Linked DNA regions of Homo sapiens: region 2 is linked to region 1. Evidence: read pairs that join two places in POLR2A ChIA-PET (ENCODE). Cell type or tissue: OCI-LY7. All regions are shown on one strand.

Region 1 (5,000 bases):
ACACACACACACACACACACACACACACTCACACATACATGTAGAACTGCAACTTCAACACGATTCAGGAGAATGGGGACACAGGGCTGCAGCAGCCTGTAATGAGGGCATTTACCCAGTAAAAGACGTCAAGAGAGATTTGTCAGAGGAAGTGATGGTCAAGGTAACACCTGAAGGATGAGAAGGAGCTCACTGGAAAAGCAGGAAGAGTGGGGAGCATGTGGGCACAGGAAATAGTCTGTGGGAAAGCCCTGTTCCGGAGGAGCCCAGCACCACCAGTGTGGCCAGAGTGCAGAGAGAGCTGGTGGTAGGCATGACACAAGAGGGCTCCGGAGAAGTGGGCAGAGGCCAGATTGTGCTTTGGGTCACTATCCCAAGTGCAACAGGAAGCCATTGAAGGATTTTCAGATCCACACCTTGCAAGGATGACTTCGGTTGCTCGGTGGAGAATGGATTGCAACAGCCTCACCGTGAAAGCAGGAGGAAAGGGGCTGAGGAGGTGACTGCAGTGGTCCAGGCAAGAGATGAAGCAGTGATGCTGCTGGAGACGGAGAGAAGAGGACAGAATCCAGAAATATTTTGGAGAAGAAAAATCAAGAGTCATTGGTATGGAATCGAATGTGGGGTGGGGATAGGATGAAGGAAAGGAGGTGACAAGGATGACTCCCAGACTTTTGACTGAGCTGCTCCTTCTCTGCAGTGATGGCCTCCTCGTTTTGGGCCACTAAGGGCTTCTCCAACCACTGGGAAGCACTTCCAGAACAAGGTCCTCATTTCCTTTTCAGCTCTCACAGCAGGGACTGGCAAACTTCCATAAAGAACAACATAAAAAATATTTTAGATTTCAAAAGCTGTACCATCTTTGTCTCAATGACTCAACTCTGCTGCTATAAAGCAAAAGCAGCCACAAGTAATATGTAAACAAATTATTGTGGCTGTGTTCCAATAAAACTTTATTTAAAAAAAAACAAGTGATGGACAGGATTTGGCCCTCCAACTGCAGTTTGCAGACCCCTGCCCTAGAGGACTGGGAGGAATCTGGAAACTAAGCTGAACTCCTACATTCCCCAGGCCTGAAGAACTGGAGTATTCCATTGAAATAAGAGTACTTATTCCCAGGCCCGGAAGCCTGAGACCTTCCCCCAGAAATACAGCAGGGGGCCGAGGACTGTAGTGTACCCAAGACCCCACAAAAGACCTAGGGTCAATGGGAGAATCCCAGAGGTGTTACTAGGCTGATGAAATAGACCTCCAACTTCCCCTGGGCTTCCTCAGGTCCCCAACACCATCCAGAAAGGAAATTCAGCACAAATCTTTCATATACTCATACATACTCATCTGAACTTATAGCAGAATAAAAAATAAATAATAATAAAAAAAAACCAGAAGGGTATATAAGAAACAAGTAAGTGCTTACATATAAGCCTGAGGGTGAGAATGGGATGTGAATGAGACTGTCACGTGTATATATTTTTGCATCATGTTGAGTTCTGAACTACATGAATATATTACTCAAGTATTCTCTACTCAAAAAAATAGTAAATTTCTTCATAAAACGCACAGAAATGTATCTAGTTCTTGCCATTAGATTTTTTTTAACTATTGAAAAAGCTCTATATTTATCCTTGAAATTACACAGGGGGCCGATTTGAAGCACAGCTGCATTGCACATGAAACGGCAGTGTGTCCTGGTGACAAATTAATAGAAGTCCCTTTTTCTGGTTTGCTTCTCAGGTCTGCTCTCTCGTTACTAGTAGTCTACTTGCAGCTTCTCCTCTTGTTTTAAACAACTCCCCTTCCTCAGGCAACAGCACCCACCCTCACGCTGGGGAACCTCCCTCCCTCATTCAAAACTGTCGGGTGGGACTGTCAATCAAGAGGCTCTCTGCCTGCCCAGGCATGGTCATGTGACCCAGGCTAAACCAATCAGATTAGCTCTCCCTAGAATAGGCCTGGAGGTGCCCCCCAGGCCCCATTCCGGAGAAACGTGGTAAGGTACCTTAATGGGTTTTCAGTTAGTTCCTGTTGCCTAGATCTTTGAGGCAGCCTTTTCAAAAGAGCTTTCTTTCTATTTTAGCTTTTGTTTTTTTGGCTTAAGTTGGCCAGAATCCATTTTTGTGGCTTGATACTGATGCAGTCAGTGATCCTGCATAAAACTCTCCAGTGCATCCTTGTGGCCTACAACACAAAGGGCAGACAGGACAGACAAGTCCCAATGTGCACAACTGTGGCTCAGCTTCCCCACTTTCCAAGCCCCTGCCTCCCCACTGCCCTATCCCCCCAGCCACCTGCCGCTTCAGTCACATGGAATTCCTGCTCTTTCTCCCAAAGCATGGCATAGATTTCTCTGCTGTATTCCCGCTTCCTCACCTGAAAAATTCCCTACCGATCACTCGAGGCAGTGGATTGCAGTGGATCAGAGTGCGAGTTCTGCTTGGGCAGAATGGCCGTTGGTGATTGCTTTTTCTTAAGTCCTGCTCTCCAAATGTAAGATTGGTCAGTCTCTCCTTCCCTGGAGACGCACGCTAGAATCTACCAGGACTCTGGGGCCAGTTCCTGAGCCCATTACAAGGATCCAGGATGACAGTGATTTTTTTTTTGAGACGGAGTCTTGCTCTGTTGCCTAGGCTGGAGGGCAGTAGCACGACCTCGTCTCACTGCAACCTCCAACTCCCAAGTTCAAGAGATTCTCTTGCCTCAGCATCCCATGTAGCTGGGATTACAGGTATCCGCCACCACACCTGGCTAATTTTTGTATTTTTAGTAGAGACGGGATTTCACCATGTCAGCCAGGTTGGTCTCGAACTCCTGGCCTCAGGTGATCTGCCCACCTCAGCTTCCCAAAGTGCTGGGATTACAGGTGTAAGCCACCGCACCTTGCCCACAGCACTGAATTTAAACATGTTTCTGCCAGTTGACCTTGGACAAAGTGCTTGCTTCATATCCTCAGAGGAGCTTGGTTTGCTTATCTTTGGATGTGAATTCTACCAACTTCACAGCGCGGGTTTATTTATTTAACAAACTCTCTGCACCAGACACTGTTCTAGGTGCTTTACACATATTCGTTGATTTAATACTCGTAATACTCGTAACAACACTATAAGGCAGGTACTATTTGTGTCCCCATTTTGCAGATGAGGAAACTCAGCACAGAGAGGTTGTTAGTTGTCTAAGGTTGCAAAGCTAGTATGGGATGAAATGAAAGACTGCATGGGAATTACTTAGCACAGACAGGAGATAATAAATGTTCCATCAAATTGTAGCTATTTGTTATAGACTAAATTATTGCCCCTCATTCATATGCTGAAATCCTAACCCCCAATGTGAGATATGGCCTGCAAAGGGGTAATTAAGGTTAAATGAAGTCATAAGGGTGGGGCCTAATCCAATAGGATTGGTGTCCTAATAAGAAGAGGAAGAGACACCAGGGATGGGTGTGCACAGAGAAAAGGGCATGTAAGGATGTAGCAAGAAGGTGCCGCCTGCAACCCAGGGAGAGAGGCCTCAAGAGAAAGCAAACTTGCCAACATCTTGATCTTGGACTTCCAGCCTCCAGAACTGTGAGATGTAAATTTCTGTTCTTTCCGCTACACAGCCTGTGGAATTTCATTACGGCAACCCTAGCAAACTCACACACTATTGAAGAAAATATCACTTTGTGGTGGAAATCACAGTTGTTTTTTAAACGTACATCTGACAATGTTACCCCAGGAAGTAAACCCCTTCAGCAACTCCTGTACCATTTCCTGGGAGGAAATTGGGACCAGATCCTCTAAGATGGGCTTATACTATGGCCAAGCCTGGAAGAAGACAGGAACTAAGGCATCCCCAGAGGGTAGAAAAGAGGAATCATAACCAACACAGGATAGCCTGATGTTTAAAAGCATAGGCTCACACTGGGTATAGTGGCTCACCCATAATCCCAGCTATTTAAGAAGCTGAGGCAGGAGGATCGCTTGAGCCCAGGAGTTCAAGATCAACCTGGGCAACATACTGAGACCCCTGTCTCTAAAAAAATAAGGCATGGGCTCTGGAGCCAGACTTCCTGGGTTCAAATCCTGGCCCTGCTACTTACTAATTTTGAGGTTGGCAAGTTACTTAGGTTCTGCATGCCTTGGTTTTCCCCTCTGAGAAATGGGGACAATGATAGTATGTGTCTGATGGTTTTATTATAAGTGTTAAATGAATTAATATAATTAAAGTGTTTTGCATGAGTGCTGGGCACTTAGAGCCATATGGGTGCTAGCTGTTACCATTGATAGTTTTGTGGCTACGAAACCACTATTATAACCAAAGTCTTTCTCTCTGCTCGAGATTCAAATCCTAGGTTGAAAGCCTCAGAGAATCCCAGATCAATTCTCCTATTACTGTCCTATGAATCTGCATCAAATAGAAAAGAGCTTATTCCTCAAAAGGAAACTAAAAGAGCCTAGAAATAAATCCACACACAAATGATCAAATGACTTTCAACAAGTGGACAATGTAATTCAAGAAGAAAAGGACAATCTTCAACACATGGTGTTAGAACAGTTGGATACATATATGCTGCTGAGGCGGGAGGATCGCTTGAGGCCAAGAGTTCAAGACCAGCCTGAGCAACATAGCAAGACCTAAAAAGATCTCTAAAAAACATTTTTTTTAATTAGCTGAGCATGGTGGTGTTGCACATCTGTAGTACCAGCTACTCAGGAGAGGCTGAGGCAGGAGGATTGCTTAAGCCCAGAAGTCTGAGGCTGCAGTGAGCTATGATTGCACCACTGCACGCCAGCCTGGGCAACAGAGCAAGACCCTGTCAAAAAAAAAAAAAAAAAAGAACTTAGGCCCTTACCTCACACACAAAAATTAACTCAAAATACTCAAAATGGATCAGAAACCTAAATATAAGAGCTAAAACTATAAAACATATAGAAGAAAACATAGGAGGAAAACTTGTGTGACCTTGGGCTGGGAGGAAAACTCCTGTGACTTTGAGCTAGGCAAACATTTCTTAGAAATAACCC
Region 2 (5,000 bases), 1.6 Mb after region 1:
TACTTTCAGTGCCTCATGATCATAAAGCCATCGTTTGTTTTCTCTGGGCTTAGAGGAGAATCTAGTACATCTCTTCTTTTTTACAGATGAGAAAATGGGGATTCAGAGAAGTAGTTTAGGCCAGATGTGGTGCCTCATGCCTGTAATCCCAGCACTTTGTGAGGCTGAGGCAGGTGGATTGCTTGAGGTTTGAGACAAGCCTGGCCAACATGGTGAAGCTCTGTCTCTACTAAAAATACAAAAATTAGCTGGGTATGGTGGTGCATGCCTGTAATCCCAGCTACTCGGGAGGCTGAGGCAGGAGAATCGCTTGAGCCCAGGAGGCAGAGGTAGCAATGAGCCCAGATCGTGCCACTGCACTCCAGCCTGGGCCATAGAGTGAGACTGTCTCAAAAAAACAAAACAAAACAAAAAAAAACCCACGAGAGAAGTAGTTTACCTAAGGTCACATTGTCCCTCAGTGGCAGATTCAGAATTAGAATCCACGTCTCCAGAATTTTCATTAGAGAGGAAAACTGGGTAGTAGGGGAGGAGGGGAGCACTACGATAGTATTCATTGACTCACCCAGTATTTTTTGAGCACTTACCAAGTGCCAAGCTTTTGCTAGGCCCTGGGGATATAACAGTGAAGAAGTCAAATATGATCCAGACCTTCATGGAATTTGTATTCTATGACACACCTAGAACATCTCATTACACATTCATCTAATTGCAATTGTGATGAGTGCTAAGCAGGAAAAGTTCAGAAGGTGAGCCTGAAACAGGGAAACCAACATCCACTGGAGCGTTGTGGGGCGGTGAGCAGGACAAGGGGGACTCTCAAAGGACAAGACCCTTGAAAGGTCAGGGATTTGAAAGATGAGTAATCCAGGCAAGAAGGAAAGGAGAGAGAACAGAGGTAGAGGAAACAGCAGGGTGATTCCAGCACTATCTAAGAGGAAATAGAGTAAAAATGCAGCTGGCAGCCCTGGAAATGAGTGCATTAGAGAAGGCTTTGCATTTGGGTACCATCTCCCTTCTTAAGTCTTGCAACATGCAAAAGTGGTGTTTACTCTTCAGGTGGAATCTGTCCTGTTCCCAGAGCTGAAAGGATATAATCTGCTCCTTGGAACTGTTAACGCAGAAGAAAAACTTGTTTCTGATTTTTTGATTCAAACTTTCAAGGTATTTCAGAAAAATCAAGTTGGCCCCTGCAAGTAAGTTGAGTTATAAATTTATTAGCTATGTAGCTTTTTGGGATTGATTTGGTGTTCTTAACTCTCATCCAATAAGGTATTCCTGTTCCCAAACACCTGAACACATACATAGTAAGAATAGCCAATACTTACATGAGTATTACTATTTATTCCCACTTTACAAATGAGGAAACTCTAACTGTCCCAGTGTTACATAGCAAATAGTTAGTAGAGCCAGGATTCAAATTCAATTACAGATCCACCTCCATTATCTGATAGTTGTGAAGCCAGATGGGTTTTGGCACTTCAAAATTTCTGGGTTATATAAAAGTAACATAATGCGTATATCATATATTATCCTGCAGTTTCTGTGAGGTCTGGGGCAACATGTTGATATTTCTGCAGGGAAACCTATAAATATTCACATAATAGCCTCATATCTGTTCAGGCCAACTTTTGCTACCAAGTGAATTTTGAGGCAACTGTCTGTTTTCAGAACTTTTTGGATTTGGGGATCGAGAATCAGTTATCTGAACCCACAGGCCATGTCCTTTAATCATCACACTGTAAAACATCTCACAGCTGCACACGTGAGCAGTCACTATGTATAGTCCGTTCTCACGCTGCTAATGAAGACATGCTTGAGACTGAGTAATTTACAAAAGAAAGAGGCTTAATTGACTCACAATTCTGCAGGTCTGGGGTGGCCTCAGGAAACTTATGGTCGGTCGGTCGTGGCAAAAGGGGAAGCAAACACATCCTTCTTCTCGTGGCAGCAGGAAGAGGAAGTGCTGAGCAAAAGGGGGAGGGAAAAGCCTCTTATAAACCATCAGATCTCGTGAGAACTCACTGTCACGAGAACAGCATGAGGGTAACCGCTCTCATGATTAAATTACCTCCCACCGAGTCCTTCCCACAACACGTGGGGATTATGGGAACCACAATTCAAGATGAAATTTGGGTGGGGACACAGCCAAACCATATCACACTAGTTTAGGGTGATCCTGTAAATAGCTTCCAAAGTGAGACAATTTACGAGTGAAAAGAGTGTTGTTAACAATTACCATGGGACAACAGGTATAAACCTGGACTGTCCCAGGCAAACCAAGAGATATGGTCACGCTAACCCAGAGTTTTTGGACTGCAGCTCTACTGACATTTTTGACTGGAAAATTATATTGTGGGGGCTGTCCTGTGCGTGGTGGGCTGTTTAGCAGAATCCTTGTAGGAATTATGCATGCCGGCAGGAATCCCCTGGTTGTGACAGCCAAGAATGTCTTCAGGTGTGGCCAAAAGTCCCCACCAGTTGAGAACAACTGCTAACCTAGTCAAAAAATCATGGCCTCATATTTGGAAGCCCTGCCCTCGTGAATTTGATTTGGGAGATTCTATTTGAAACCTCTGTTTTCCCTATTCATGGACTCTTAGACACACAGTTATTTTATTTTATTTTATTTTATTTATTTTATTTTATTTTTATTTTATTTTATTTTATTTTATTTATTTTATTATTTTTTGAGATGGCATCTCGCTCTGTCACCCAGGCTGGAGTATAGTGGCATGATCTCAGCTCACTGCAACCTCCATCTCCTGGGTTCAGGCAATTCTCCTGCCTCAGCCTCCCAAGTAGTTGGGACTACAGGCATGTGCCACCACGCCCAGCCGATTTTTATATTTTTAGTAGACACAAGGTTTCACCATGTTGGCCAGGCTGGTTTCAAACTCCTGACCTTAGGTGATCCACTCACCTCGGCCTCCCAAAGTGCTGGGATTACAGGTGTGAGCCACCTTGCCTGGCACGTTTTGTCTTTCTTTCTACTTTTTTTTTTTTTTTTACACTTTAAGCTCTAGGTTACATGTGCACAACGTGCAGGTTTGTTACATATGTATACATGTGTCATGTTGGTGTGCTGCACCCATTAACTCGTCATTTACATTAGGTATATCTCCTAATGCTATCCCTCCCCGATCCCCCAACCCCATGACAGGCCCCGGTGTGTGATGTTCCCCTTCCTGTGTCCAAGTGTTCTCATTGTTCAATTCCCATCTATGAGTGAGAACATGTGGTGTTCAGTTTTTTGTGCCTGTGATAGTTTGCTGAGAATGATGGTTTCCAGCTTCATCCATGTCCCTACAAAGGACATGAACTCATCCTTTTTTATGGCTGTATAGTATTCCATGGTGTATATGTGCCACATTTTCTTAATCCAGTCTATCATTGATGGACATTTGGGTTTGTTCCAAGTCTTTGCTATTGTGAATAGTGCCACAATAAACATACGTGTGCATGTGTCTTTATAGCGGCATGATTTATAATCCTTTGGGTATATACCCAGTAATGGGATCAACTGGGTTAAATGGTATTTCTAGTTCTAGATCCTTGAGGAATCACCACACTGTCTTCCACAATGGTTGAACTAGTTTACAGTCCCACCAACAGTGTAAAAGTGTTCCTATTTCTCCACATCCTCTCCAGCACCTGTTGTTTCCTGACTTTTTAATGATCGCCATTCTAACTGGTGTGAGATGGTATCTCATTGTGGTTTTGATTTGCATTTCTCTGATGGCCAGTGATGATGAGCATTTTTTCATGTGTCTTTTGGCTGCATAAATGTCTTTTGAGAAGTGTCTGTTCATATCCTTCGCCCACTTTTTGATGGGGTTGTTTGTCTTTCTGGATTGACAGTTCCACGGATTTCTCATTGCATCTCAGTTTCAGAGTCTCTAAAGTGTTGATCACCTCTTGGAAGCATGCCACTGAGTCCCACAAAGTTAATTCTGCTTACTCACTATCATCTTTATTTTAATTCAAACTTATTTTAAACCAGACCATCCCAAACACATCCTCCAATTTTGGGGAAACTGTCCAGCCATTTTTGTGTCATTTGATTACAGGCAGAGAAAATTTTGATTTTATTTAATAGATTTTAGGTTAATTAGTCCTAGATTTTCATCTTAAGATTTAGGCTTAGAATTTTGGGACTTGAAGAAGGGATAGGAATCACAGGCGTCCCCTTTGTCTGCGGTTTTGCTTTCTGCAGTTACAGCTACCCGAGGTCAACTAAGGTTGGAAAATATCAAGCTATTTTGAGAAAAACAGAGAAAGGGACCACATTCATATAACTTTTATTTTTACATTATATTGTTATATGTTCCATTTTATTTTCAGTTATTGTTAATCTTTTGCTGTGCCTAATTTATAAATTAAACTTTATCATAAATACATATATGTGTATAGGAAAAAACAGTATATAAAGGGTTCAGTACTATCTGCGGTTTCAGGCATTCACTGGGGGTCTTGGAACATATCCCCAAGGGTAAGGAGGGACTATCGTAATATTTGTAGCACATTCATTGTATGTCAGGCACAGCATTAATTCATTTGTGTGTGCTTTATTACAGTTAAGCATTACAATAATCCTATGAGGTGTTAATGATCATTTCCACTTAAAATTAAAGACATTGGGCCCGGCCTGGTGATGCATGCCTGTAATCCTAGCACTTTGGGAGGCCAAGGTGGGCAAATGACTTGAGGCCAGGAATTTGAGAGCAGCCTGGCCAACATGACAAAATTCTGTCTCTATTAAAAATACCAAAATTAGTTGGGTGTGGTGGCACATGCCTCTAATCCCAGCTACTCCAGAGGCTGAGGCAAGAGAATCACTTGAAGCTGGGAGGAGGAGATTGCAGTGAGCTGAGATCACAGCACTGCACTCCAGCCTGGGTTACAGTGAGAGTCTATCTCAAAAAATAAAATAAAATAAAATTAAAGACAACTGTGATGGTTAATACTGAGTGTCAACTTGATTGGATTGAGGGATACAA

The links. Peaks named below come from ENCODE experiments on the same cell type or tissue, not always from the same donor. Only the 100,000 strongest peaks of a DNase experiment are listed, where the experiment ranks them.
Region 2: POLR2A ChIA-PET joins it to region 1 with 6 read pairs; 1 of 35 experiments calls an interaction of 5 or more read pairs at or near these places.

What each region holds. Positions count from the first base shown.
Region 1 is chr16:22,667,637-22,672,636 of GRCh38, reverse strand. No RefSeq gene overlaps it. Among named protein-coding and RNA genes, the nearest start is that of LINC02890, 57 kb to the right of the region's middle. In OCI-LY7, no CTCF peak of the experiment used is centred here; a DNase peak (open chromatin) is centred at 1,896.
Region 2 is chr16:21,113,399-21,118,398 of GRCh38, reverse strand. It overlaps DNAH3 (dynein axonemal heavy chain 3), which reads left to right. Exons shown (of 62, transcript NM_001347886.2): 12 at 1,060-1,196. It overlaps LOC107984888 (a long non-coding RNA gene), which reads right to left and starts at 1,968. Exons shown (of 2, transcript XR_007065020.1): 1 at 1,862-1,968; 2 at 1-1,190. RefSeq lists an enhancer at 1,758-1,857. In OCI-LY7, no CTCF peak of the experiment used is centred here; a DNase peak (open chromatin) is centred at 1,948; H3K4me3 peaks cover 1,252 bases; H3K27ac peaks cover 740 bases.